Regions from separate parts of the Mus musculus genome. Here all the other regions are linked to region 3. The links are chromatin loops, found by intact Hi-C in ENCODE. Cell type or tissue: heart. All regions are shown on one strand.

The links. A loop is a pair of places that touch in the nucleus more often than their neighbours do. Peaks named below come from ENCODE experiments on the same cell type or tissue, not always from the same donor. Only the 100,000 strongest peaks of a DNase experiment are listed, where the experiment ranks them.
Region 1: a loop joins it to region 3, with 7 times the contacts of the local background. A loop is called at or near these places in 20 of 42 quality-filtered maps.
Region 2: it touches region 3 in a loop (2.2-fold over the local background); 2 of 42 quality-filtered maps call a loop at or near these places.
Region 4: a loop joins it to region 3, with 3 times the contacts of the local background. A loop is called at or near these places in 10 of 42 quality-filtered maps.
Region 5: a loop joins it to region 3, with 2.6 times the contacts of the local background. A loop is called at or near these places in 8 of 42 quality-filtered maps.
Region 6: it touches region 3 in a loop (5-fold over the local background); 6 of 42 quality-filtered maps call a loop at or near these places.
Region 7: it touches region 3 in a loop (6-fold over the local background); 6 of 42 quality-filtered maps call a loop at or near these places.

Annotation. Positions count from the first base shown.
Region 1 is chr11:17,158,533-17,162,532 of GRCm38, reverse strand. Ppp3r1 (protein phosphatase 3, regulatory subunit B, alpha isoform (calcineurin B, type I)) reads right to left here and starts at 3,235. Exons shown (of 6, transcript NM_024459.2): 1 at 2,991-3,235. The coding sequence starts at 2,993. In heart, CTCF peaks have their summits at 2,092 and 3,328; DNase peaks (open chromatin) are centred at 2,042, 2,622 and 3,312; H3K4me3 peaks cover 2,429 bases; H3K27ac peaks cover 1,721 bases.
Region 2 is chr11:17,049,920-17,053,919 of GRCm38, reverse strand. Cnrip1 (cannabinoid receptor interacting protein 1) reads right to left here and starts at 2,061. Exons shown (of 3, transcript NM_029861.3): 1 at 1,572-2,061. The coding sequence starts at 1,750. In heart, no CTCF peak of the experiment used is centred here; a DNase peak (open chromatin) is centred at 2,089; H3K4me3 peaks cover 1,445 bases; H3K27ac peaks cover 829 bases.
Region 3 is chr11:17,209,636-17,213,635 of GRCm38, reverse strand. Pno1 (partner of NOB1 homolog) reads left to right here and starts at 2,047. Exons shown (of 7, transcript NM_025443.2): 1 at 2,047-2,323; 2 at 2,499-2,648. The coding sequence starts at 2,129. Wdr92 (WD repeat domain 92) reads right to left here and starts at 1,743. Exons shown (of 8, transcript NM_178909.4): 1 at 1,490-1,743. The coding sequence starts at 1,672. In heart, no CTCF peak of the experiment used is centred here; a DNase peak (open chromatin) is centred at 2,055; H3K4me3 peaks cover 3,019 bases; H3K27ac peaks cover 1,554 bases.
Region 4 is chr11:17,080,661-17,084,660 of GRCm38, reverse strand. No RefSeq gene overlaps it. Among named protein-coding and RNA genes, the nearest start is that of Cnrip1, 31 kb to the right of the region's middle. In heart, a CTCF peak has its summit at 1,545; no DNase peak of the experiment used is centred here.
Region 5 is chr11:16,966,485-16,970,484 of GRCm38, reverse strand. No RefSeq gene overlaps it. Among named protein-coding and RNA genes, the nearest start is that of Fbxo48, 17 kb to the right of the region's middle. In heart, a CTCF peak has its summit at 2,492 (motif pointing left); no DNase peak of the experiment used is centred here.
Region 6 is chr11:16,506,028-16,510,027 of GRCm38, reverse strand. It overlaps Sec61g (SEC61, gamma subunit), which reads left to right and starts at 1,544. Exons shown (of 4, transcript NM_011343.3): 1 at 1,544-1,924; 2 at 3,556-3,655. The coding sequence starts at 1,835. In heart, no CTCF peak of the experiment used is centred here; a DNase peak (open chromatin) is centred at 1,797; H3K4me3 peaks cover 2,438 bases; H3K27ac peaks cover 1,840 bases.
Region 7 is chr11:16,949,647-16,953,646 of GRCm38, reverse strand. It overlaps Fbxo48 (F-box protein 48), which reads right to left and starts at 2,237. Exons shown (of 4, transcript NM_176982.2): 1 at 1,183-2,237; 2 at 394-505; 3 at 1-298. The coding sequence starts at 271. It overlaps Eldr (Egfr long non-coding downstream RNA), which reads left to right and starts at 2,365. Exons shown (of 4, transcript NR_110425.1): 1 at 2,365-2,627; 2 at 2,717-2,765. In heart, no CTCF peak of the experiment used is centred here; a DNase peak (open chromatin) is centred at 2,376; H3K4me3 peaks cover 2,233 bases; H3K27ac peaks cover 2,319 bases.

The DNA.
Region 1 (4,000 bases), 51 kb after region 3:
ACCTCTGACCTCTACAAGGCTGTGAATGAGCATACATGCAGACATATGCACATGCAGACACATGCACAAGCAGACACATACATCCAAGTGTGCATGAATACAGACAACTCCATAAGAGATTTAATACCATTTAAATTAATCAGAAAATAAATTAAAACTACAAAATCCATTATGAAAATCTAACAATTCTGTGGTATCTACTAAGAATTAGCTATTCTTAAGGTAATGAATTTTTCCAGAAATGCAGGCTTAGCTTGGAAAATTACCCAGATCACCATGAAGCCCAACATATTTTCAGTTAATCAATGTTCCATATGGCTAAACCAAGTTATTCACATGGTCTTGATACTTCCAAACCAATATGGTATGGATCACACCAAGACTGTCCCTATGTCAGGGCAGAATTGGAAAGACGGAGAATGGCAAATGTGAACTGGGAAAGTTTTAAAGGAAGCCAGAGAAAAAAACAAAACCAAACACACACACACACACACAAAACCCAAGAAAATAATAATGACCCATCAGATATTATAAAATGAATCTTAAAATATTGGGACTGACTAGGAAATAGTCACAAAAAGATAAGGAATTTAAGGGTCAGTGGGCTGTCCAATGGTGGTGGTGCATGCCCCTTTAGTCCCAGCACTCATAAGGCAAGGGCAAGCAGATGTATGTAAGTTCAAAGCCAACCTGGCCCAGGACAGTCAGTGCTACACAGAGAAACCATGTCTCAATAAACAACAACAAAAAAAGTCAATGGTCTGAGGGAACAGCCTTGGGAAAGAACATGCAACACAGATGCCTAATTTTTAGTACCATCAGTACAAATTAGAATAAGGAGAGAGAGAGAGAGAGAGAGAGAGAGAGAGAGAGAGCGCAAGAGCGAGAGCTAGAGAGAGCAAGAGAGAGCGAGCGCAAGCGAGCGCACACCACACTTACAGAAACTAGGTTTGGTTCCTGGCACCTATGTGAAATCCAAAACTACATGTAACTCAGAATCCAGGGAATCTAAGCTCTCTTCTGGTCTCCTAAAGCACCTGCACTCTTGTCCACACACCCTTCCCCCATATATACATAGTTAAAATTAATTTTTTTTCAAAAAAAAAAAATCACTGCAATAGACCCCGATCTTCAAATAAACACGTACAAAGTTCCATTAAGGCCCAAAGCTGTCAGCTCCCAAATTCCGTTACATTTCGTAGCTTCGGTTACTGTGTTGCTACAAAATATCCCAGTTTGGCAGGTTTGTAGATGATACAAGAATAAACTTCTTAACTGCCCTGAGGTACCCATCTGAAGTATAAGCTTGAGGATGGAAGAGAGGTCTATTTTGAACTTGGCCTCTTCATCAGTTACTCTGATATAAGGGGATGGTATACATCGCAAGAGCTGAAACTGAAGCAGGCCAGCCAATGAGCTCCAGAGAAAAACAGCCTCAAAACAAACAAAAAAATATTAAGTGCCATTCCTAACTTCAAAGTATTACAACTCTATTGTGAACAGACACGATCTTTTTAAATGCTCTTCAATGGTGTAGAAAAGGCTAAGTTTTATAACCTTCAAGGAGCCAAATCATCTGAACAGCTTCCTAAATAAAGGAAAAAAAAAATCCTCTACATTCCAAAATCATGAACCACTTTAATAAAGCTGCCCCTCTAGTGGGTCTTAACGATGCCAGTAAACCCGATATTTCAAATAAAAGCTGACTTACTCGAATATTTAACCTCAGTTTCTCTGACCACCACCACCTAATCGGTTTTCAACTGCAGTAAACAATGCACATTTGAAGCACTTAAATCTTACATGCGAGGGGGTATTGTACAATTAAAGAGTCTAAGTATCACAAATCCGCCTGAAATTCTTTGATATGTACTGAAAAGATGTTTACAGTAAGTGTCACAATCCCGTATCCTGTTTAACTAAATGACATATAACTCGCAGTGCAGCTATGTTTGTCTGTGAACACAATTCTTGATTGCAAAGACGAAACGGAGGCCCAGTGAAGCTACAGAACCAGTAAGGTAACAAGCTAAAGGCGTCATAGATTTCTTGGCTATGGTGACAGGCAGGAGGCACACCCCTAGCGTCAGCCAGAAATACTACATGGTGAATTCCACCTACGGATTAATAGGAAAGTAAGGAAGGGAAAATTTAAATCGCCATCGTTCAAAAACAACTACCACAAGCACCGGAAAAACAGAAATAAAAATACTAAGAAAATATTAACAAACCAATATGAGCATTTCTCTAGGCCCGGTGTCTTAGCTAATATACACGCTGGCCCTTTCATGTTCACCAACGCAGAGAAAAGCGGCCTCGGGAAAAAAAAAAATCCCCTACGGTTGCAAACAGCAGAGAGATAAATGCGAAAACGAGCGAAGAAGGCAAGAAAGTGGAAGGATCCCTGCCAAGGCTCGCTGCTGGAAAATGCGGAGTGAGTGGGAGGAAGCACAACTCTGGAGAAGTGGGTCTTACATAAAGCGCCATTTGCCGCACACTATCATTTCCACCGGATTTCAGAAAACCCAACCTGGAAACCCATCTGGGGGCGGAAAGTGGGTTTCACGTGGAGGAGGGTAGCGAGGGCGCAGCCCCCCGGGACCGGGGTTCAGAAAAGGCCGAACGAGCCAGACAGGCGACGGGGCCGGGGTTGCGCGGAGGCCCACGGGCTTAGGAGCCCGGGGGCGGCGGCTCTGTGGGCGCCCGGAGGCCCAGGGTCGTGCGGAGGGCGGGGGCGGCGAATCTCGGGGAGCGCGGAGACGTCCGGCGTTTGCAGGGGGCCGGGGGGCGCGCGGAGGCCCGGAGGAGGCGCGCAGGGGCTGGGGGGCTTGCAAGGGCCTTGCAGCGGCCCGGGAGCGCGCAGAGCCGGGGGCCGCGCAAGTAGCCGAGGACTTGAAACCCAGCACCTGCACCCTCCAGGCCTCTGGAATTTTCTATCCGAGAGGACGCCCCGGGCCCTCCCTCGCGCGACCGGGGAACCGAGGTCTCACCATCTTGCTCGGCGGGCGGCGCTGGCGGCGGCTGTAGGATCCTCGGGACGCGGCGACGGCGGCTTTGCTGTCCGGCGCCGGGCGGGGTGCAACGGGGCCTGGGCCCGGAGCGAGGCGGGCGGAGTCCCGGTTGGAGATGCGTCGGCGGGAGGAGAGGGTTGCAGCCTCACGCTCACAGGCGGCCCCGACTCGTTGCAGCGGCTCGCGCTGACCGCAACCTCAAGGCACGGAACAGGGCGCGCAGAGGGCGGAGCGAGCGCGGGGCGGGGCGGGGCGGAGCCTGCGGGAGGCTGACATCCGGGAACCCGCGCCCTGCCGTGCACACGCTCTCCAACCGGATTGCTCGCAGAGCCCCGCTAGCGCTCCGCCAGCGCTTTTTGCGTACCGTGCGCCGGGGGACATGGAGATGGGGGGGCAGACGTCTTGACGTTGGGAGAGCCGCGCTTCCTGTCATGTGACCGAAGGAAGGCCGGCAGGAGGAAGACTCCTGGGAGGAGAAAATGGGGAGAATGACAGGACCTGCCACAGGGCTGTGTCGCTCTTGGGGGGTGACACCATGTCACTATGGCGAGGCACGGGCAAGTCTACACTGTGGAGTCAAGCGCGCAGTTGGAAAAATAGGAGAAGCAAAGCTAGCTGCAGCTTAGGTCCTGGGAGCCACTGACAAGAGTGGGGGATTGCTTCCCACTCCAACAGACACTACCTCTAGGTTGCCCTGCAGCTGGTGCAGAAAGAAGCCTTTAAGAGAAATACTACGAGACAGACTGCCCTGTTGTCCATGTAGTAAGGGTATGTCCGTAATGGTGGCAGTTGCCTTACTATAGAAGTGAAACTACAGTAGGTAATAAAGTCCATGGAAAGAAGTTATATTTAAGAGGAAAAGATAAGTTGGTAGGAGAGATGTGATAAAGATAACGTATTTATGTTATTTATTTTAGTCAGGTTTTGAATAGATAGAAAATAAAGGTCAGGGTATGTCCTGCTCTACCTGTTTCATCTTCTGTAAGTGT
Region 2 (4,000 bases), 160 kb after region 3:
CAGATTAGCTTGAAATCTAGAAAATTACCCCCAAAGAAAGGGAAAATAAACTGTGAAAGTGAGGGCAACATTCTACAGGGCATAAGAGGGGGGAAAGCCTGGACACAAGTTCGGGGACAACTAGGGACGGTGAGGACAATGGGTACAGGGAGCTGGGAGATGGAGGTGTGTGTGTGTGTGTGTGTGTGTGTGAACACCAGAAACAGTCCAAGTGTGGCTACAAATCTTTATGTGTAGCGAGCTAAATAAAATAAGTTTACTTACTTCAAACTAACTGAAAGTATCTGATTGTTTCAAAGCCTCTTCTTCCCTCGAGTATGTTAGGGTCATAAATGTTGCTTTATTCCTTCTTACAAACTAGACGACACAGTGCTTGAGTGAAAGGTGAGCCAGTAGAGGAGGACCCTGTGACAGTTTCAATTGTTAACTTGACACAATGTAAAATTACTTGGGAAGGGATTCTCAATGAGAATTGTCTCTCCGGGTTAGTCTGTGGTCATATCTGTGTGGGGTTTTTTGATTGTGTTTAATCATGGTTGGAAACCCCATCTAAAAGTGTGCTGCTGGGCTCTAGACAGAATGGAAAGGAAGGAGCAGATGAGCGCTGACCTGCACGCCCCAGTTCACTGCTCTCTGGTCTCGGCTCTGAAAGTTGCAGCTGCCGTGACTTTTTGACATGATGGACTCTAACATCAAAACTGAGGCAAACAAAACCTTTCTTCAGTAAGCTGATTTTGTCAGGGTATTTTATCACAGCCATAGGAAAAGAAACTAAGACCCATATGTGATCTTTTTTTTTTTTTTTTTTTTTTTTTAACTGCCACCATTCTCTTCTACAGTCTTCTTGTGAAGATGCTGTTAACCACCACAGAGATCAACACTAGGCTGACCAGGCTGACTGAAAAATTCAGCCAGGAAAGAAAGAAAAGGCACAGTGTATGAAATCCATAAAGGTGAGCCCAGCACAGGCAGTGCCCTCTAATTTGTGCCTGATGCCTCCGCTGACATTAACCCTGGAAGGGAGAACTGGAGAGCATCCTTCTGGGAACCCAGGGACCATCTGTCCACTGAGATTACTCACTCCTCAGCCTCTCTTCCCACTTCCACTTCCGTATTGTCAGCAGAAGCAGGAGAGATTGCAGGATCCAGCAGAGGAGAGACGGGATTGTGGTTCCTGAAACATTCCATGTCTTTCTACCATCGTCCCCACCCTGTCTACCTATGTTTCTCTGTTGTAGGTAGACTAAAGAGAGATTTACAAGAAATCAAAACAAAGCAAACCCTAAAATACAACAACAGCAGCAAAAGCCTCCAAACCTTGGATTCTTGTCGCAGATTTAAAGGGATTTACTGAAATGGGTGGAAGGAATCAGGAATGTAAGACTACAAGCTCAAGGAGGGGGAGTAGCTTAGGGGCAGGGCGTTCATCTCTTGCCCTCATTCCAGGTCCTGCTGAGCATTCGAGAGACTAGAAGGGCCCAGTGGAGGATAGGGATGCCCTGGAGCCTCCATGCTCCTCCCATACCCGGGATGTTATTGCCCTGCCACCACCCGGCACGCCCCACACTCACTCGACCTGCAGTGTTGTGGGCTTAATCTTCACCTCCACCTTGTAGGAGGAGCCGGTGAGCAGCTTGATTGTGCGGTTCTGGCCAAAACGCTGCCCGTCCACCTTGAAGAAAACAGGGCCGTCGTTGGGCTGGATGCGCAGCGCGATGGAAAGGCGCACGAGTCCGGGTAGGTCCCCCATAGTTGGCAACCGAGACTGGAGTGGTGGACAGTGAAGGCTGGAGAGAGCTGCTGCGGCGCTTTGGGCGGAGGGGACAAGCAGGGAGGAAGAGAGAGCGGATGGATGCAGGCCACAGCTAGGAGCGGTCGCCTCTGTCCACCCCAGATTTTGAGAAGCAGCTGTGGCCCTCCACTACACTCAGAAAAGGAGCCGGCCCAAGAGACAGCATGGAGGCAGCAGGCTGCCCCATCCCCCGCTCCCCACGCAGGGCCCTGCACGCACGCGAGGGCTCGCAGTGACTGGACTGGCAGGCTGCCCCGCAAATCAGCACTGCTGGGGGCTAGAGAGTTAATCTTGTTTACGCACCACAATCCCCTTCAGCAGGACTGACGTTTAGGCTCCTCCTAGAACAGCACCGGATGCGAGGAGGATGGGGCGGAGAGGCCCTGGGACCAAGATTAATTGCTACAACAAGGAGCTGAGACCCCAGAGTCTAGGCCCTAAGGGATGTAGATTCACTTTCTGGAGGGTTTGAGCTGAGGTTTGGTGTGAAGTGACTGAGAGGGGAAGTGGAGGCAAGTGGCAGGAAACGGGGTAGGAAACTGCTAGCTAATGATTTAAATTTCAGGAAATGAGTGCATCCTACTGAGAGCAAGGACAAATGGCCCCGAAGGCAGAGCTCATCTCACGTGGAGTGGAAATTACACTAGATTAGGTGGAGATAGAAAGACAGATGCGGTTAGGGAGAAAGGGGGAGCAGGGACAGGTTGAGAGAGTCCTATTTTCATTTTCATTATACATATCTTGGCTTAGAATTGACACTATAATCAATCATATATATATATATATACACACACACACACACAAATCTGGAAGGGTGAGTCTGACCAACTCTGTAAAAAGTAAGGTAGTCTGGTGAGTTAGGTGTAGTGACAATGTCTAAGAAGGATGAGTCAAAGAACTACTGCAGAACATTTCATATGACAGTGCAGAGTCTGCGCTTGCACGCTACATATGATTTTGAAAGGCTTTCTCATAGATGGTGGTTGACAGTTGAAGATGCCAAGCAGCAAAGGGAGACTAGGTGCATGGAAATGAGTTCCTGACGGAGAAAAATGAGTTCCTTCTTCAGCACCACACAGGTGGATAGTACCATAGGCTCCACCTCATACCTGGGAAATGCAGGATACAATTGATGCCTCCCATTGGGACAGATGCGGTTGTTTGCAACTTTGTACTTACACAGGTTAGGCTACTTTTATTTAGTTAATAAGCTATATATATATATGTATAAAAATGATTCTGAGGTATTGGTGTTTATTGTAACTGTTAGCAAAAAAATCAAAACAAAACCTAAATGGACTGCCAATCTATGAATGGTTGAAAAAAGACCCAGCAGCATAAAGAATGGTTGAATGAATTCTCACATATCGAAACTACAGTTGCTATACAACTATTTTAAAGGTGCATCATATTTTACATTGTCTAACCCATGCTCAGACTTAATTACAAGCATGATGAGCAGTGGAAACACAGGATTTGAAACACAAGGGTGGGTTTTTTCTCTATTTTACGTATTACTAAATCTTCAACATGCACAAAACATCACCTGGAACATCAGACATGTCCCCAAAATGTTGAGAGACTTGAATTATTGCTGTGTTTTAACTATGGTCATATGTGAATTCTTCCACATCTAAAAGTATTTAGATTCATAATGATTCACCTATGGTGAGTGCAAAGAGGTGCAAACCTAATTGTAAATAATGTCTATATAGTTTTATCATTTATTTTGAATCTTGGGAGCAACCTTTAACTTAAAAGAAAAGTCCTAGGGCAGACTAGCTATAATCTTGAGGAAGATGGAGAAGAGAAAGAAAATCTATGCTGTTTAAGTTAAGATCCTTTGAGGTCAGCCATGTAGCTTCATAAGTGGTGAGGGGAGCATGAGAGAAAGGGGAAAAGCCCATAGTACCAGAGAAAGCATATGTAGGCTCTGACTAGCATCCAAAAGGAAAAGAAGAGAAGAAAGAGGAAAAAAATTATGCCTTTCCTAGAAAGGTAAACAGACCCAACAGAGTTTTGTGGTAGCCATTGAGCAACTGCACAGAGAATGGAACCTGGAAGGTAAAGTAGATTTCCCTACTAAAGAAGCAGTTATTCCTCCCTCTCTTTAGCACAATTCCTGTGGATCCACCTTTCTAAGATCCAGGTGTATTAGGAGAACAAATCCTTGACTAGATGTCTTGAAAGAGCCATGTGATGGAGAAG
Region 3 (4,000 bases):
ATAGGAGTGGAATGTACTGAAAGGTTCCTTGAGCAGAGATCAGAAGGGGCTTCCTAAATCAGATAATCTGAACTGGCCACTGGACCAGCAACAGATGAAGGACATAAGGCAAGGCAGGAAGGATCAATCTATGTTTAGAATCTCCAAGTCCAATACCTGGCTATAGAGTAGGAACTAAACCGGAAAACAGGCTCTCAGCAAAGTTCAGGGAAGGACTGTGCTCCACATACCTTGCCCTGCAAGCTTATCTATCCTCTACCTTCCCTAACCTCTTATCAGCTCTCAACACCTCCGTGTGGCTGCAATTTGTTCCATTCAACTCAAATAGAAACATTTTAAATACTGTAACGAACTATAAAACTGTTACTTTGCCACAACTCAGCACTGTGGCAGGAGACCTGAACCCCAGCCCATTGAGAGCCTTGTTTGAGGATTATCAGTTTGAGGCCAGCTGAGTAACATAGAAAACACACACACACACACACACAAAAGGAAGAAAGGAAGGGAGGGAAGGAGGGATAAAGAAAATGTCAATTATTGTCCCCATTCTGTAATTGGCTCACTGGCAGCTGGATACGAAACCTGTAATCTAGTCTTGCATTATCCGCCTAAAAGTCCTTCAGTGGTGTCCTGTTTTCCTTAAAGCAAAATGAAGGACAAATCTGTGGAATGTCTTACATATCTTGCAATGGTCATTACTTATCCCTTATGAATGTGTATTTTATTTTATTTTACGGGGGTTGTGGTTGTTGCAGATAGGGTTTCAAACTGAAATTCTCCTGCTGTTTTCTCTTGATTGCCGTGAGTAAAGGTGTGCAACACCACTTCTAGCTCGTGTTTTTCTTTTTTAAAAAGATAATAAACTACCTTCCACCATTATCACTGAGCTTTCTCACATGCTGTTTTTTGTAAGAAACTTCATACTCTACTCTAAATTTGCTTTAGTTAGTTTCTACTCGTCCTGCATCTGTTTTTACTTTTATAGACCTGCACATTAGAAAACTCATCTTGATGAGTTTACATGTATGTATGCATTCTTGGTCTGGCTGTTGGACTGTCTCCCCCAACAGAAAATAAACTCCATGATATAGCTGGCATTGCAATTCCCATGCCTGGGACTATCAGGCATTGAACTGACACTTCTTGAAAGGATGTGGTATTTACTAGTTCGTCATCAACTTTGTTGTAGGTATCCCGGTGCCTCCTTTGGTTTTGCTTGTATGAAATGTGGGTTTATTGCATATATCTACTAGTAGACTACGACAACTGCTAACAGCCTATAAGGTCCAAGAACGTTGCCACGAAATGTTAACTTCACTTCCCAGAAACCTTGCAACGGACTGCACGGAGGATGGTGGGAGGAAGAGGCTGCAGTGAGAGCCTAGTTTGAAGTATTTCTCAATCTGTCACCTCCTTTCTGTTTCTGCTGGAGCATTGAGGAATCAGACCCTAGATCACGCAAACCCAAACGGTCCAAGCCTGCACCCACCTCCCGCAGCAGCTTGAGGTCCCCGCGCTGGATCTCGTACACCTGGATAACGCCGGTGCCCCGGGCAAAGTTGCCCATCGTCACGAATTTGGCACTGCAGGGCACCCATTTGCTGTCGAACACTGTGTAGTTGAGGCCCTTTTGAATGTGGACAATGATCTGAGGCTTCTCGAAGGTGGACATGGTGTAGATGCAACCAAACGCTAACTTGGTAACCAGACTGCAAACAGATCAGGGGCAGTTTGTCCCTCCCTAGCCGCATTCTACCCGGAAGCCTTAGCAAGTTGGGCTTGGATGCCTCCGAAAATGCCGTGTGAGCTACTGAGACCGCAACAGATGCTTCTCCACACATGGCACAAGCTAATTTACTGCCGTTACCACAACGACTTTACATAGACACAGTAAAGACTGTGAATGCTTCGGCTGCGAGCGTATGAGGGCACGGAGACATTAGCAAACAGGCATATCCCAGGACAGCAATTCCGAAACGCGGACCAATCCAGCCTTAGGCCCCTGGCATGGACCCCGCCTAGGAAAAGGGGTGGTGTCTTCAAATCGATTGGTGGAGGCTGGCGCATGCGCTGTACAACCACGCACGTGTTCCTCTAGTCGTACTTGCCGGGATTGATCTTGGCCGAGATGGAGACGCAAAGCACCGGAACGGAGGACGGCTTTACTCCCGTCACGCACAGAGGGGGCCGCCGGGCGAAGAAACGACAGGCTGAGCAGTCGTCAGCGGCGGGACAGGATGGAGAAGCCGGACGCATGGACACGGAGGAGGCGCGGCCGGCGAAGAGGCCGGTCTTCCCGCCGCTCTCCGGGGATCAGCTCCTGGTGGGGATCAGGACGGGACGGGACGGGGCGGGGCGGGGCCCGGGCGTCCAGGTGAAAGGGTCGGTTCTCGGTTTTGTTTTGTTTTGTTGTTTTGGGGGGTTTGTTTGTTTGTTTGTTTTTTCGCCTAGGCCCGCATCTCTCAGTCGCCTCCTGAGTGTGTATGTTTTTATTGCAGACTGGGAAAGAAGAAACGAGGAAAATTCCCGTCCCAGGTAACAGATACACACCGTTGAAAGAAAACTGGATGAAGATATTTACTCCGATTGTAGAACATTTGGGACTTCAGATACGCTTTAACCTGAAATCAAGGAATGTAGAAATCAGGGTAAGGAAGAGGGTAGCCATTTCGTAGCCTACCATTTCGTAGTTTCAGCCTTAATAAAAGTAGACAATGATACACGGTAGTGCCTAAACAAGTGGTAATTGTAGGTACTTTCTTCAGTGTAAGTGCTCTTTTTGGAGGAAACGTGTGCCACTTAGAAAAAAATGTAAATTAATTCCTTTATTTTTTTTTCAGTAGATCTTCGGTGTCAGTGCCAAATTAATTTTCCCATATCACAATGCTTTTATTATGGTATTCTAGCCTCCTCGGCATTCCTAAGGGATAAAGGCCAGACACTTGACTAAGCCTGCCTTTCAAGTAGGAGACCCAGTTGTGTTTGTTTCCCTTTTTTTTGTTTTTTTTTGTTTTTGGTTTTTTTTTCCCCTGCCAGTATCTTTGGTGGCTCTGGTCTCTGGAGAAGGCCACTTTCTCTGCTGTCTTCTTACTTCAGTTCCAGTCAGCTTTCAAGAGAACTCAAGCTCTCTTCAGAAGTTTATACATTTCTGTTCTACTTTAGCTGCCTTGTTTACTGCAGGGTCATTGGTTTGTGTTCTTAGTATTTGCTGATACCATATATCAGATGCACAGTGATAGCTTAACGTATACCACATCATTTGTTCCTTAAGGTATGACATAGATGATATACACCCATAGACATGAGAGTGCTGGAGGATTAGGCAGGGGTGAGAAAACTTAAATCCTAGATGTTCATGGGACTTGCCGAGAGTCATACATAGGGTGAGAGCCAGAGTCTGGGGCTTTGTGGCTTTGTTCTTGTTTTATTTTTGTTTTCTTTCTTTCTTTTTCTTTCTTTCTTTCTTTCTTTCTTTTTTCTTTCTTTCTTCCTTTCTTTTTTTTTTCTTTGAGACTAGGCTTCACTCTGTAGCTCTAGCTAGCCTGGAACTTGGAGAGATCTGAAGGGTATGGGACCTAAAGGCATGTGCTGCCATGCCCTGCTGGGGTCTGGTTTTGGGTGTGAAAATCTGAACACACTTCTGTATGCTTCTAAATTTGTCAAATGTGTAATCTCTTCAAATGGACTGTGTGGGAGACCCAAAGGGATATTTTAGAAATTAGATTTGTGTTTGATTTTTTTTAGTGCCTTAATTTCCTCATTTGTTTACACTATATAATACTCAAGTTGTCAGAGTGAAGCTTAGAGCTAGATGTGTACAGCATATTATTATTACGGTGATGGGCATTCTATGAATAACAGTAGTTTCTGCAGTTCAAGTGATTACTTGTAGATAAGATTCCTACTTAAACTATTCTGATTTCCTCAGTACCAGGCATGTAAGTATTCCGAACTAGACTTGTTGATTTGGGAAACAACAGCATCGAAATGATCCTTTATG
Region 4 (4,000 bases), 130 kb after region 3:
TCTGTAGCTACTCCTCGATTTCAGAGAAATTTACATCTCTACTGTAAATGGACATTACTAGTACGCATTTTGACTTACTGTGATATTTGTCTTCTTCTCTGTAAAAAAGAAAAATATTCTGCCTGTAACTAATCTCTATAGATTGTCCTCTTTCCTCTACTTGTTCTGTTTTTAATTTCCTAAGAGCCAGAAACTGGATCAGTGCACATGGCCGAACTGTGTCTAACCTCAGAGTCAAAGGCCATTACAGGGAACAGTCTGTAGTGAACAGATTGTGCCACATCTGTGGCAGAATCTTTCTTTTTGTCATGTTTTGTGTTCCCATGTGTGACCTGTGCACTTTACATGGCTGGATAGATGGCTTCTCAGGAAATGAGCATAAATCCCATGCATTCCTACCCTTGCCCTTGCTTCAGAGTACTTTCATCATCACCCCAATTAAAAGGATGGCCTCATTCCTCAGGCTTCTAGGGAGACAGCCATCTGAGGCTGGAAGTGAAAAGAGTGACTACAACTTGTATAAAAATAACTCTCCCAGGTGGTTGAGGGACAAAGTTACGACTCAGCTACTTGATATAGCTGAGCACTTATATTTTGGAGTAGGAGGAGAACCAGAGAAAAGTAGCCAGAGAGACTGGGCTGGAGTCCAATACTAAGTAGAACAGGAGATGCCAGGAGCACTCATTCAGCAGGGCAGATGAACTGTTAAGATTTCCTATTGCTTCATTTACACCACTCATCCACCTTTCTGAGTCTACCTTGTCTCTGGACCTGCAGGAATCACACACACACACACACACACACACACACACACACACACACCACTTTAAAAACAAAGAGAGGTTCAAGTCATAGATTTTTAAATGATTTTGATAAAACTCTAGACTAGATTAAACTGAGGTGACCGTGAGCTCAGAAGGGGTCTTAGTGGGGCTCACGCCCTGGCTTTTTACCCAGGCTCTTTCAGCACCTCTGTGTGAGGCATATGTGGTTAGACTTGCCACATTTCCTCCAGTCCTGGGTTGACTGGCTTCCAATTGGCAGTGAAGCCTCTTCCCTCAGAAAGCACATATTATTGCAAGCATCATGATACTACATACAAGCTCCAAACAAACTCCAAAGCTCTGCGATCACTTACAGGCTGGACACTACTGTTTCACAAACACAACATTTATAAATCAAAGATTTACAAAGATTTATTTTTATAATATTTATAATATTAATATAATATTTATAAATTTTAATTTTATAATATTTATTTATAAAAATTTATAAATCAAATATTTATAAAGATTTCCATTTTGCCCCTTTTATTGCCTTCAGGTTGCTTCACATTCCAGAGAAAACCCCACCTTTATAAATAGGTCAATGTCTGGCCAATAACTGAAGTTAGACTTTTAAAATATGATAATTAGAAACAGGCTTGTGCTTTCACTTGGCAAATGTAGTAGTTGCTATTATAGTTGAACGTGCTAACTGAGAAATACATTGAGCTCTTTATTAGTCCCAAGCTGGGGAATTGCTGTTCCCTGGTGGCAGCATAGACTCATTGCAGGCTAGCTATTTACTGGTGAAAGAAAGGCTTCCAAATTTAGTTCTGTAATAAATCAACCCTTTATAAATACTTCCATTAACCTTGTGTGCTCTTGGTGTTTTGGGACAGGCTCTGGCTATATGGCACAGGCTGCCTTGAACTTACGATCCTCTTGCTTCATCCTCCCGTGTTCTGGGATTGCAGGTGGGGACCACCATACTCTCATACGAAAGGAAACAAAATCTCAAGCTGAGTTTTCCCCAACATAGTAGGGTGTTTCATGTTCAAGTAAGTGATAATATAGAAGGCAGGATATTATTTTTTAGGAGGAAATTCCTTCTTATGGAATCATGTGCAGTATAGGCTTTGTGCCACGTTCCTTGAAGCCCTGTGAGCAGGCAATGAAGTCTGACTGCTGGTGGTGTACTTGTCTGCTCCCGTATGAGGCCCTCTTGCTATTGTGTTCATTATCTCACCAGTGGAGCAGTTGTCACAAAGTAAGGAACAAAGATAATGACAAACTTATGCTGATTGCTTAGTAGATGTGTAGACACTTTTTTTTTTCCTCAGAAACAACAGTAACTCAATCTCTGGGCGCAACAACTAAAACCTTATCTTGTAAGTCCTATTAAATCTGATTCCTCTGGTGGCAAATCTTGACGGATCCATCATAGTACCAGGAAACTCTGGCAGGTACATCTTGTCTTTATGCTATCCCGTTCCAAAAGCCTCTCTCTCCTCCTCCTCCTCTTCCTCTGTCCAACCTAGAATTCCAGCCTACTCACCCAGCGATTGGCTTCTTTATTCATTAGGGGATTGGTTCACAAGAAGTCATCTGGATATGTGACTCACTCCTTGTCTTCAACCCCTCCCAGGAGAGCAGAATTAGCATATAAATACAAACAGCACCAGGCCCACCCACAACACTTCCCCCTTTCTTTTCTAATAAAAAACAAAACCTTTCTCTCAAATACAAACAGAGAACAACTATTACCATTTTGTAGTTTATAAAGTATAAGATAGACCTAACACCCAGTCCCTCATTTATGTCATTAAGATAGGACATTGTCATCTCTCCTAAATTAAAAGACTTATGATTGTACCTTGACTTATGTCCTGGCTTTAGATTGTATGCCATCTGAAAACCATCCTCTCAGATCTATTCTCTCAATGTTAAATAGCCTGGGCTGGCGATGAGACAATAAGTAGTTTTTCAACCCCTTCAGAAATCTGAAAATGACCAACATTAACTGAAAATATATAGGAAGCCTAACACAGCTTCCAGAGCTGAGATAAACTGTAGAGACAGTTGCCTATCTATACAGCCCCAGTAAGTCAGGAAGTCATGAAGCATTAAATAATATCACGTGCCACATTCTATGGATTTCTGACGTTTTTGAAAACTAAGTATCTATGTAAACTAATCTGGACTGTTCTCTGTTACTACTATCAGCTATTTCTAATTAAAATATCTGAAAACACCCTAACTATAAACTCAGAGTCATGAATTTGTTATTTGGCCCTTAACTCACAGACGTAAACATTTCAGATCTTTTTATAATAACAGTTATAGAAGGACTGGGTCTAAGTCCTGTAGTTTAAAATTTTTGTATCAATAGAAGGAATTTATAAAAATGAAAACCTTGATTTTGCATCAAAACAATTCTGTACCAAAATAAGAAAGTATGACATCAACCTAGTAACAATTAAAAATGTTTCTACCAAATGAGATTATGGCTATGCAATCAAGTCTAGCTATTCCTCCGTGTTCCAATTATGACCATTTCTACATTCCCCAGAAAGACAACCTATAATAACCCCCTCTGGCCCCAAAGCCCAGGGAAATGGGTCAACAGCTCTTCATAACTTCTTCAAGCTCAATATGGGTGTTGAGATATTTTGAAGGGTAGGAAAAAGGCCACACCAACGATTGATTTAGTCTTTGATGTCTGTGTCTTGACTGGATCCAGCTGAAAGTCCAGGACATCAGAAGTTCAAGCAGGTCAGTTCAGCATGTCTCACAAGGAGACTCACCAAGGCTGTATATTCTGTAATATAGAAGTCTCAAAAGAAAATCTTACTATCATCAAGATAAATTTTTTTTAATGATTCTCTGGACTCTAATCCTCTGGGGGCCTCACTTTGTCATATATGATCCCTATAACTCTGGAAGGTGTATTCGACATATATGATCCCTACAACTCTGGAAAGTGGATAGACACCTTTTCTAAAAATGCAAAGACAAAACCTTTTTCCCAAATCAGCTTATCCTTGGGCCAGTATTCCGAAAACCCTTTATTTAGACCTCTCTCCCAGAGGAATAATAGAAACACAAAACTCAAAACCATACCCATTTTGAAAGTTAAAACAATCCAAAACAAATGAAGTAAACTAAAATACTGTATGTGCCTATTATTAGGCTTTATCTATTTTATCAAGCAGGAAATAAAACCTGAGATTCCCATG
Region 5 (4,000 bases), 240 kb after region 3:
CTTCTAGTGGCAGCCCAGATAAAAGGTCATGGAAGAAAGTAAGTGCTGTCTTTGCCTGCTTGTCTGCACTCTTTTTGACAAGTCCACCTATCTCACTGCTGCTGCACTCCTTCACTGATACGAGAACCAACTTCTTTGGGTTCCCAGTATAGCCTGAAGACCAGTAGCTCTTCTGGAATCCTTCAGGCCTTTCATGCCAGACTGGGACTCCTGAGACACCTATCCTGGTAGATTGGGTAACTACTGGGTTCTTGCCTGTGCCAGTATGAGACAGTCATTGTTAGACTACCTGGGTCTTACTGTACAATTAAATCCGGTAAATCCCTTCTTAATATCAATTCATTTTATCATTCTGTTCTTCTAGAGAACCCAGCATTGTCACCTTCCAAGCCCACCCGTGCCCACACCCAAGCAGTCCAGTAAGCTCTGATCACCCAATGACTTTTTTAGTGGGAAGTTCCAAACTCTTCCATAATACTCCCCAAACCAAGATGGTCAGGTCTGTCACAACAATGCTATTCCTGGTACCAAATTTTTTCTCATTAGGATTTTTATGGCTGTGATAAAACACCGTAACCAAAAGTCCCACTTTCATATCACATTGCACCACAGAAGGAAGTGAGGACAGGAACCCATTTTCTCAGCTGAGGTTCCTCTTTCCAGATAAATCTCGTTTGTGTCAGGCTGACAAGAACTAGCCAAGACAAAGTTCTATCTATTGCAATGAGAGAGAAATAAAGGAAAACAAACAGCAAACATGTAGTTTTCCCTGCATGCAGATGTTGTGACACTTTACATAAGAGACTGTAAACACTCCCTTAGAAATCTCCTACAGCTGACCAGTATGTTTGATAAAGTGGCAAGAAACAAGAAAATTAATGACAATCAGGAGCTTTCCAAAATGCCAATGATAGGCACACTAAGAAAAAAAAAATCAGGGAAACAGTTGCAATTACCTTAAAACATTTTCATTTCCCTTTAAAGAGGGAGAGGGAGGGGAAAGAATAGGGAGAGAGGGGGGAAGACAAACAGAGAATGAATAACCTTGGAGTAAACTTAAGCATGGAGGCAAATGCCCTTTAAAATAAAACCCTCATAAAAGTTACTATTATTATGTGTGTGCCTGTTCCATGGCATGTGGGGCTGCCTAAACAAGGAGGACATCAATGGACTTGCTAATGTGGAAGGGGGCAAGCTTACAAGGCCTCAACCCTAGACAAAGAACTACAGTCAATTAAGCAATGTTGACAGCGGGAGGAATAGTCTTCCCCAGGTAAGAGGTCACCAGTTGGTTATCCAACACCAAATGGACAGGCGTATGGAGCATGTACCTACAGGCGATACTATACGGGCTGAGCAGGTTGTTATGTATATACATGTATATACATATACAAATATACATGTGTATGTAGCAAACAGTTAAAGAAAAAAGGCCATGAATTGTGAAGAAAGAAAGGGAGGATATATGGGACAGTTTGGAGAGAGAAAAGGAAAGGAGAAAATGATGTAATTATAGTCTCTAAAACGAAACATTTTTTAAAGCCACACTAATTTGACCAGGAATCTTCCGATTGCTAGTTGCTATAACTGCTGTGGCTAGGATATTCCTGTGGTATAATCACTTTTAAGTGCAGTTTTGAACACAGGTTTTTGTGACAACTTGAAGTTACTGCAGTATTTTTATCAGAGATCTTTGCTATAAAAGTTCAAAGTTACAATAGAACATTTTAGTAGTCAAAACAGTGTTACTATGAAATGAGAAAACTAAGGCACACATCAGGCCAGCTTTCTTGGAAAAGGAAAAGATTTTCTGAAAGGGACTAGCACCGAAATCCCACCTCTGATGCTTCCATCCACAACACCGTGGTAGATTCCTTCCATTTGGGAGAGTAAAGCTATTCACACTTTAGAGAGAATGTTTTCAATGTTTATCATCAAGTTTTTGTTTTTTTTTTTTTTCAAATTGTATGTCTGAACACAGTGCCTTTTGCTTCACAAGGGATATGTTTAGGTATCATGGTGTCCTAATGTCAGCAGCCCCTTCAGGAGACTCTTACCTCTCTCTCTGAATTCCTTGCTTTCATTTAGGTGAAAGAAAATGAGCATCTTTTTATTGCTGTTCATATAGATATGTAACACCAGTCTTTGCATAAAGTATAGTATTTATAAATCTATATTATAAAAGTAAGGCAAACAGTGAGAAAAAATTGTTTAATTATTATTATTTGTATATGTGGTGTGTGTGTGTGTGTGTGTGTGTGTGTGAGTAAACGTATGTGTCTGAACCTTGGCATGCACAGAAGTCAGGGGAGGTGATTCCTTCCATCTTTATGTGTGGTGAGCACCTTTACCCGATGGTCTATCTTGTGGAATCTGCAGTGAAAACTTTAAAGCATCTGATGTTCCCTTCAGCATACATGGCTAGAATGAGGAACACTCAGCTATCATTCAAGCTCTTGGGGATTCAGTTGAAATACTGTTCCCTCTGCTGGCGGCTGATGAAATACCATCTTAAAGATGATGTCCAGTGTGCTTTGGAGCTAGTCTGGAGGACTAGGTTTTTGGAAGATCTTTTCATTTTTATTCTCTTCTGATTTAAAAGCAGAAGAGAAAATGGATAACATTTATTTTTACCATAATAAAAATATTTTTTATAAATCTTTCCATATTTTTCATTTTATTAATTGTACAAAATAGTGTTTCCTTATAACACTTCATACATTACATAGTACACGTTCATTATCCTCAATACCTTATTATCACAGCAGGTGACAGGTGCTATGAAGGAGGAAATGGGAAAAAACGAGAGGTAGAGAGGGAGGAGGAAGGGAGAGAGAGGGCAATAAAAGGGAGATGAGGGAGGGAGGGCTAAATAACTGAGGATATTTTAAAAAGCTATAGGGGAATACAAATAATATATATTATGTACAAAATTACACATGACATAATACATATATGTACACACACACACACACACAGAGTGTATGGAGGAGTTATGCTAGTATGGGTGATCCAACAAAATCTCAGTACTAGGAATAAGAAACTTTCCTAGTTGTTGGTAAGAGGAGTCCAAGAGACTGCTAAATAATATGGGCTAGTGTGGTTGTTTTTGCTTGCCCCCTGGAATTTGAAGGTATGTCCTTACTGCTGAAGACATTTCAGAATTTGGACATAGGACTTGAAGCAATTGAGCTGGAATGGACCAGGAAGCCCCCTCCCCTAGGACTCGCTCCTAAAGTGCTAGAAAGTGCTATGCAAGGGGAAAAAAAACATTCAAAAGTCCTACTCAGCTGTGATACTCATATGTATAATGACCAGCACAGCAAGATATCCTATTTTGGTGTTAACTAATAGTTTGGTCCAACAACAATTGGATTTTTGGCCTGCTTAATAGAGGAAATTCAAGTCTGATACAGTAACCCTAGCCAACTACCCAGGCAGTCCATATAAGCAAGATGAAATGGACTCAGAAGATGCATTTATACATTTATATGTGTATGTAACAAGTAACAGTAATTAAAATAAGGAACAATACACAAAACCAGGAGGGCTCAGAGGTGAGAGAAGGGGGATGGGGCAGAATAGGAAGTGCTAGGGGGTTCAAGATCATCAAAGTGTATTATATGTATGAAATGTCAACAAAACTCATTAGTTTATACAAATAGTAAATGCCAATAAAAATTAAAACAAAAAGGTGCAGCACCTTCCTGTTAGGGAGGTGTGGTGGATTAGAGATGAGATAGCACATCATCACATAGGTAGCCATCTTGTGTTCCATGAGGAGGGTAGAGCCTCATGGAGAAGAATGGACATACGGCAGACTTAATCTTTTCAGTTCAAACTGGTGACAGTAGAAAAACAATGGCCCGGGAGAAAAGAGGGGAAAGAGAAGAAAGGAGCAGTAAGTAATTCAGTTAATAGATTGAACCTGACTTTCCTCATGGTTCCAGCCAGGAGCCTAGTCAGCTGACCTATGTGTTACTAGTGTCAGGATGTAGGG
Region 6 (4,000 bases), 700 kb after region 3:
GGTTTTTTGAGACAGGGTTTCTCTTTATAGCTCTGGCTGTCCTGGAGCTCACTTTGTAGACCAGGCTGGCCTCGAACTCAGAAATCCGCCTGCCTCTGCCTCCCGAGTGCTGGGATTAAAGACGTGCGCCACCATGCCCAGCTTTAGTCAGGGTTTCTATTGCTGCACAAACATCATGACCACGAAGCAAGTTGGGGAGGAAAGGGTTTAATCAGCTTGCACTTCCATACTGTTGTTCATCACTGAAGAAGTCAGGACTGGAACTCAAGCAGGTCAGGGAGCAGGAGCTGATGCAGAGGCCATGGAGAGGCCAATCATTCTTATTGATTTGCTTCCCCTGGCTTGCTCAGCTTGCTTTCTCATAGAACACAAGACTACCAGCCCAGAGATGACACCTCCCACAAGGGGCCTTTCCCCCTTGATCACTAATTGAGAAAATACCCCACAGCTGGATCTCATGGAGGCATTTCCTCAACTGAAGCTCCTTTCTCTGTGATTACTCCAGCTGTGTCAAGTTGACACAAAAACCCAGCCAGTAAGTAACCTAATTTGGATAATCCTTCACAGTATGCTAGAAGTTTGTCACCTATATTTAGCTGCCCTGTTTTAGTGGTTTTAAAAATCATATTTTTTTGTTTTACTCAGTTCCACTTCTCCTGAATTCTTATGGATTCTGTGTTTCTTTAAACATCATTAATATATGAATCACTCTCCTGTTTTATCTTTTTGCAGTGTTTAATCCTGGGCTTGAATGTGTATATATATATTTGTTTTGTTTTGAGACGTTTTTCATATAACCCAAGCTGTCCTTCAAATTTCTATGTAGCTAAGGGTGACCTGGAACATCTACACACCTCCTATTCTCAAGTGATAGATTTATAGATGCGTACTTATACTGAAACAACCACGAAAAACATAAGAATGTTATAATACAGTAGCTGCATTAACCCCTTTTATATCCAAAGGCCAAGTTATGCCAGATTGACAGTTGTCACTTCCCAATATATGGCTGCAAGCTGAGTTAAAAAAAGAAACTCTAATTGCTCATTTTGAATATACAAAAACAACTCCTTCAAATAGCAAAGAACTAATGTTTCAAGGTAGTGCTTCATGACACTTGCAAACCTGCTGTATCTTTTTTAGTGATTGGAAGAAAATTTTTATAGGTCTTTTAGATACTAATGGTAGAATTATGGTTTGTGCTCCATATGAAAGCAAAGTATTGTAATCTGTTTCACAGTACTTGCCCGAGGTTGCACGTGAAATGAAGTAAAAACTCTTCAAAGCCTACTGATAGAGCCAATCAAGATTATCCAAGCAACAAATCTTAACTCAGAAATGTCAAATGTATTGCACTCAGAGACTGTTAGTACCAGCAGTACATCTAATTCCTCATTGGGGACAAGAAAGTTCTAGGTAGGCGGTCTTAATTCCCTCTATATTCCCATGAATAATAAGCAGAAAGTCATTTTCCGGGAATGGAGAATAGTTTGAATTAGGTCGTTCATACTGAGATGTTTGTTTCATTTTTGATCAGTGACATTATTTGCATGCGCAGCGGGGAGACTCATAGCTGTAGCGCAGACACTCACTCACTAACTAACTAGCGACACTTCGTGGATTTACGTTGAGGCTGCTGGAGAGGCTGCTGGAGAGGCTGCGCCCGAGACCGGGAGGCGAACAATCGGGAACCAAGATCCCACACCGCCCGCCCGTTCAGCTGGAGAGACCCGAATCGCTCAGGTCGGCCTCTGCTCGGGAAGCCGGGAGAAACACACGTAGCACTGCGCCGGCGTAGTGACGTCTCTGCGTGAAGAGCCAATTGAAAGGAGGAATGGGCGGGCTGTGGGTTGCCAGCTTCCGGTTCCGTTGGGCTCGGTTCTCTCCTGAGCTACGTGTCTCTACGCTCTCAATCCGCCATCCAGTAAGTAAGGATTTTCTCATGAGTGGTAGGTAGGGGAAAGCTGGTCTAGGGTTCATGGCACAAAGGGGCCGCGGGATGGGAGGCCAGGGACACGGAGGGACCAGGGGAGGTGAAGAAACTGGAGGTACGAGCGTCCGGTGGGATGATTGGGGCCGGGATCTAAGTGGGCGCGAGATGAGCGGGCCTGGGGGTCGTGGAGATCAAAGGAACCCCCGGGGAAAGGGGCGGCGAAGGGGCCACGGGCTGGGGTCACGAGGACGTCCTTGATAAGCCTGGAGGCCAGGAGCTGGACCTGGAAGCTGCAGAACTGTGGACAAGTTGGCTGAGCCGGGTCGCTGATGGACAGGTGGACAGAGAGCCATTCATTTATGAAAAGGGCAAAATCCAGGCACAGGTTCTACCTACGTAGCCTCAGATGGAATTAGCCAGTCAAGACCTCTAAGGAGGAGGGTTTCCAAAAGTTCACGAACTCAGAGCTTAGCGTCTGGATCTAGGGTTCAGCCTTCTCCCTGAACATCCCCTGCCTGAACATCCTCACACTGTTGGTGAACTCATTGTCTCTTGTGGCTTCCAGAGCCTGATGCTTTGAACCTCTTGTGAAGTTGTGTTCAGGTGTCGAAATTTAAAGTAAAAGTGTTTGATCAGTAGTCAGCATCGAGAAGTCTTAGTGGACTCGTGCTCTCCTCTAACAGCGAGTGCAGTGGTTGGTCTAGTGGTTTTAGGGCTGTTGGATTTGAAGAACAGCTAAATGAAACACCGAGAAAACAGGCGTCCCTTTGCTTTCTGTATCAGGCTGTGAATTGATTTCTTAGTGTGTACCTTAAGTGGTTCAGCTATTTGTCCACTGTTCACGGCTTAAAACTGGGACCCAGCAGGGCTTCTATTTTCTAGCTAGAGAGTGTAATTATCATCTGACTTCTAAGACCTGGAAATGGAGTACAAATACTGTGGCTCCGTTACCAGTGGCTCTCAGAGTCGTTGTATTCTTAATAGAGTTTCAAAAGAACCTCAAAATATTCAAACCTAAACATTTAGCTGAAGGCTTTGCAGAATCTGAATCTTGCCAATTTTTGTTGTTTGGAATATTCATCTGTCTGCCCACCCCAAGAAATCTACTTTTACTTAAATATATTATATGGGCATGACTTCCAGCAACTTGATTGGAGTGTACTCTTGCCTCCATTTTAGGCTCTTGTTACACCATAGTTGGAACTTGTTGTAGTAGATCCTAAGTTTTCAATAGTTTGAACTTTAAAAAGTAGTATTAAGCGTAACTATTTTTTGGTTTCTTAGCCGGAATAGTTAGATGAATGTAGTTGATAGGAAAGGGGGCTGTTATTGCTTAATCTTGTAATGAGAGAATCCTTTAATGAGTGTATGATCCTTTGCCAGGGAGGATAACAACATTGGTAAGATCAGTGCTCGCTTGTTTGAGTCTCGTGCTTTCTTGTATATCATAAAACCACTCTAAATTTAGGCTTGGAAGAACTTTTTTCTTTATGAACTTGGAAGAGCTTTTTTCTTTATGAATTGAATTCAGGACTGTGCTGCCTCTGTGTATAACTCAATAAGTCCTAATATGTGAGAGAATACTACTGAGTGTGTTGTTTTTGCTTTTATTTTTTAAACAGACAAACATGGATCAGGTAATGCAGTTTGTGGAGCCCAGCCGGCAGTTTGTAAAGGACTCAATTCGGCTGGTTAAAAGATGCACCAAACCCGACAGAAAAGGTAATACTATCTTGGTCTTGAGAGTGAGATAAAACACTAAATCTCTGCAGGCCTGGAAGTCAGCTCAATGATGGAGCGCTTGCTTAGCACACTGTTAAAAGGAACATTGCACTGCTGCCACTATCGTGGCCCTGTCTTTATGTCCTTCTTAGCAAGCTGCTTAAAGCTTTTCTTTATGATATGAGATTATTCAGGCCTTATCATACATACCATATTTAAGTTAGTTGTAGTGTAGTGCCTTCCATATTTCTAGTGTGTGAAAACTTGGTCAGCTTCCCTGCTCTGCTCGCGAGTCAATAAAACCTCAACATGAAGTTAATGCAGTAGTTATTATACCCTACAAAG
Region 7 (4,000 bases), 260 kb after region 3:
TTTCTCTTTGGCACACAGCTCTTATGGTCAAGCAGTGGGGTTTCCATAAGGAGTCATTGTTTCTTATTGCACAATTCCAACCTGTGCATGTCCTGGAAGCTCTGCATAAACTCTGAATGTCTAGCTGGCTGAAAATTTTATAAGTGACTTCCAAGGGCAGTAGTTCAACAAAGTTACGTTGACTCTCTTCTTTTCCCCTTTCAGCATCCGCGGAATTCAATTCTGTACCAGGAATTTTGAAATTATTGTTCTTCTTGGAGGTTTTCTTCATTGTTTACCAATTGTCTTCATATGCAACCTACAGGGCAGAGTTAAATATACTCAGCCTCTTCAGACCAAAATGTGCATCCTCCTCGGAGTCAGATAGTTTATGAATGATTTAAAGAACTTTACATTTCTTGACTTCAGCCTCTTAATCTGCAAGGACGAATCCATGCCGTGTCTCGTGTGTGTTTCTTGAAGACTGCCAGGTGGCGTGCGTAAAAACAAGTGGCCAACATCTGACCTGTATATGGGAGACCATGAACACATTCCCTTCACTTTGAACACTAGTTCTTGGCAAGTATCATGGTTTCTACATGTTTTGTTTCTTGCTGTTCTAGAAGAACATTATCTTTAAAAAAAGGGGGGGGGAATGATTCTCCACATCAAACATTTGCTGAGTTTAGTAATAATGACTACTTTAGTGTTTATTAAAAGTCTCTATGTGAACTGATGCTTTACCATTGGTTTCCTCACCTTCGAGCTAACAGAGTCACAAACCTGCTGGTCCTTTAGTAATCTGTATAAGAACTACTTAACCGTTTGGATGTAGTGGACAAGTGCATACTCTTGACATCAGTTTACCCAAAATAGTCCAGGATGAAGTCCTGACCATAATTATGGAGTCTCATATATTCAATTACACTTCAAGAGTGGTGTCTTAGAAATCAATCTATCTTATGTGCCTAATTATGAGCTAAGGATCACTGTCCCCAAATCTATTACTGAGTGACAAGTACAATCTAAGTAGTTCATAATTCAGCTAGGAATAGTATATAGCTATAGATGTAAAGCCTTATTCCAGCTAATGTTCTCAAGGACCACAGTGGAAGCTTCTGGAAGCTTCAAGGCTGCACACATCATCCTGGGCCATGTTGCAATATAAGCACAATTTGTGTTTACCTACTTTATAATACTTACAGTTCCTTTTGTGGTGGAGAATCAGGATACAATAGGCATTTGATGTATAGCTAAATATCTCTTCATTCAGTGACTAACAATTCCCTTTTCAGATGCACTACTCGAGTCTTTGTAGTTAGTAACATCATGGTGACTACCTTTGGTTAGGCTGTTTATGATCCAAACTGGTTGTGGTTAGAACTGTAATGTCTGAACTGAACAGGGGCTTCCTTTAGAAATAGAAAATAGAAAGCAACTTGGTGTGCAAAAACAAGACAAAACCCACAAGATCAAGTATTTGCAACGAACCTTCTCCCCTCCTACCACTGGTACAAACTAAAGGCAAAGTGTCATCTTTGAAACTAAGTTTCTATTAGGAGGTTACACTACACTCAGATGTTTGCTGTTTCTCCCAGGCTCTCCCTAGGAATAAAATCTTTCCTTCTGTCAAAGGAATTCCACAAGAGGCAGGAAGTTTTTCAATTGAACATTCTGTGGTGCCTTGGTCATATTCCCAAAAATCTCACTAGGAATCTTCTAAATTATCTCTCTTGAATGCCTCGAAAGCTATTCCTTGTATGTCGCCTCTTTTTGAACCAACCTTGCGGAAATATTGCGTTAGCTTGCGGTCCTCCCACCTCCTTTTCAAAGATCTGCTTCTATGTATGTGTATTGCCGGTTTGCTTGCAAACAAGTCTCAGCACACAGTGCGTGCGCTGCCCGCAGGAGCCAAAAGGGGGGTGGGATCCCCGAAATGGAGTAACAGTCAGTGGCAAGACCCCTCTGTGGACACTGGGAACTAAACCTGGGTCTTTGAGAAGAGCGGTCACTCTGGGCCACCTCCAGCCCCTCCATCCACCGTCCTGTCAAATGTCACTAGGAGTGAGCAAACCGAGAAAGAGCATCGTCGGGCAAGACTAGTTCTCAGGGAGCCCACACCAGTCCTGGCGAGCGCAACCACATCCCTGTGCTGTGAGGACAGGCAGGAGAAGCGACCGACCACAGCTGAGCACGCTGGTCCCTGTGCAGGGAAGGGCAGAGCTGCCTCTCCTACCTAAAGGCGCGGTGCCGGCTCCTCCCGCGATTTCAGTCCTCCGGATTTGAATCTTTTCCGGAAGGCCTTCATGTCCCGCCCTCTCAAGCCTCGCTCCACCCATTTGCATGCGCGGTGCCTTCTGGGATTGGTAGTTTACCCTGCGTTTCATCACCGTAAGGGAAGGAAAGAAAGGAGGCCCAAGTCACTGCAAGGTCCAGCGTCCCCGCTGAGTGACAGCGGGCACATGGGCGGGACTTAAAAGAGCGGGACTTACAAAGGGCGGGACTTACAAAGGGCGGGACTTGCAAAGGGCGGGACTCCCAAAGTGCTTTGGTAGCTAGCGAGGGCTTTGAGACGGCCGAGAGTTTGAGCGCCAAGGCTCTCTCTCCCCAGGGGACTCTGCAACCTGACTAGGTGCTCCTTCCCTGAGGTGTGTGCTCGACAAAGGTTGCTGAAAAAGTTCACGTTGAAATTTTTTTTGATGATAATATCGTGTTACTCATTTCCTTTGTTTCTTAGCATAGTAACATTCCAGGGAGCTGCCCGGGGAAGCTTAACGCTCGATGCGGTATGTATTCTATCTAGTAGCATCTTGCAAAAATATAGTGAAATATCAAGGACTACCGAGACTGCTATATACGATGGAATTGCAAACCTTTCAGCTTATGTGGTTATTAAGTTAGCTGAACATTGTAGTTTTGTTCCCAGAGAAGATATTTGCTAGCATTCAACATTTACCCCTTGCCAGTCTTTCGTGCAGTTCTGTATTTCTCTAAGACTGCTTTTGCATATTACACCCTTACGGCCTTTAGTTTGAACATTCTATATGTCTCTGATTATAAAGATGTTGAAGCTAAGAGATACTTGTTTACTTAGGCCTAATGGCAGAAAGCATCCTGGGGAACTTTCCAGGATGTACATATATATACATAGAAACGCTCAATATCCCCTGTTATGGATTCAAGAAACTGTGACTCCCCTGGGAAGACACATTTAAGAGCGGACTACCTCGTGTATTGAGCTTCTTCACATTCCCAGTTAATGTCTGAAATAAGAAGTCAGAGACTTACCAGAAGGAACAGACCTTGGGGTGAGAGCTGAGGGAAGGGAGCTGCTTTCATAAAAAACACCAATCCGATCAAAGCCATACATCCCACTAGCTGGCATAAGAAAGCCTATAGCTTTCTATAGAAGATATGAGTCAGAAATACAAGGAAAGAGGAAATGGTGTGTGTGTATGTGGTGGTGGTGGTGGGGGGGTGGGGGGAAGGGGGCACCATTTGGTGTGTGCTGGTTGGTTTTTGTCAACTTGACACCTTGGAAGAAGGAACCTCAAATGAGGAATTGTCTCACTCGGACTGGACTGTAGGCAAGTTTATGGTGGCATTTTCTTGATGATAGATCTATGGCGAGCCCAGCCCACTGTGGGCAGTATTGCCGCAGACTATCGCCTTTTTGGGTCTCCTATCTGTGTGGAACGGGTCTCTGGTTGCAGGTGGACAAGGAGTCGGCGAATGACAAACAGAAGCGACAGATGAGATTGTGTAGAATCTGAATGTAATTTGTCAAATCGAGCATCAAACTTTTTATACAGAAGAAAATAGGGAAGTTGGGTGACATACCGGCAAGGTACAAAGAGGTTACTGGATTCTTACACAAAACAGAGGAATGCAAACATGGAAGGACCGGCAGGAACCAGTTGGGATAAAATTCAATGCTAACAACTGGGATCAAAAACATCTCCACCTAAGGCCCACTTAATCTTAGAAGCCAGGGTCAAGGGCTTTGTGCCCTTGCCACAGT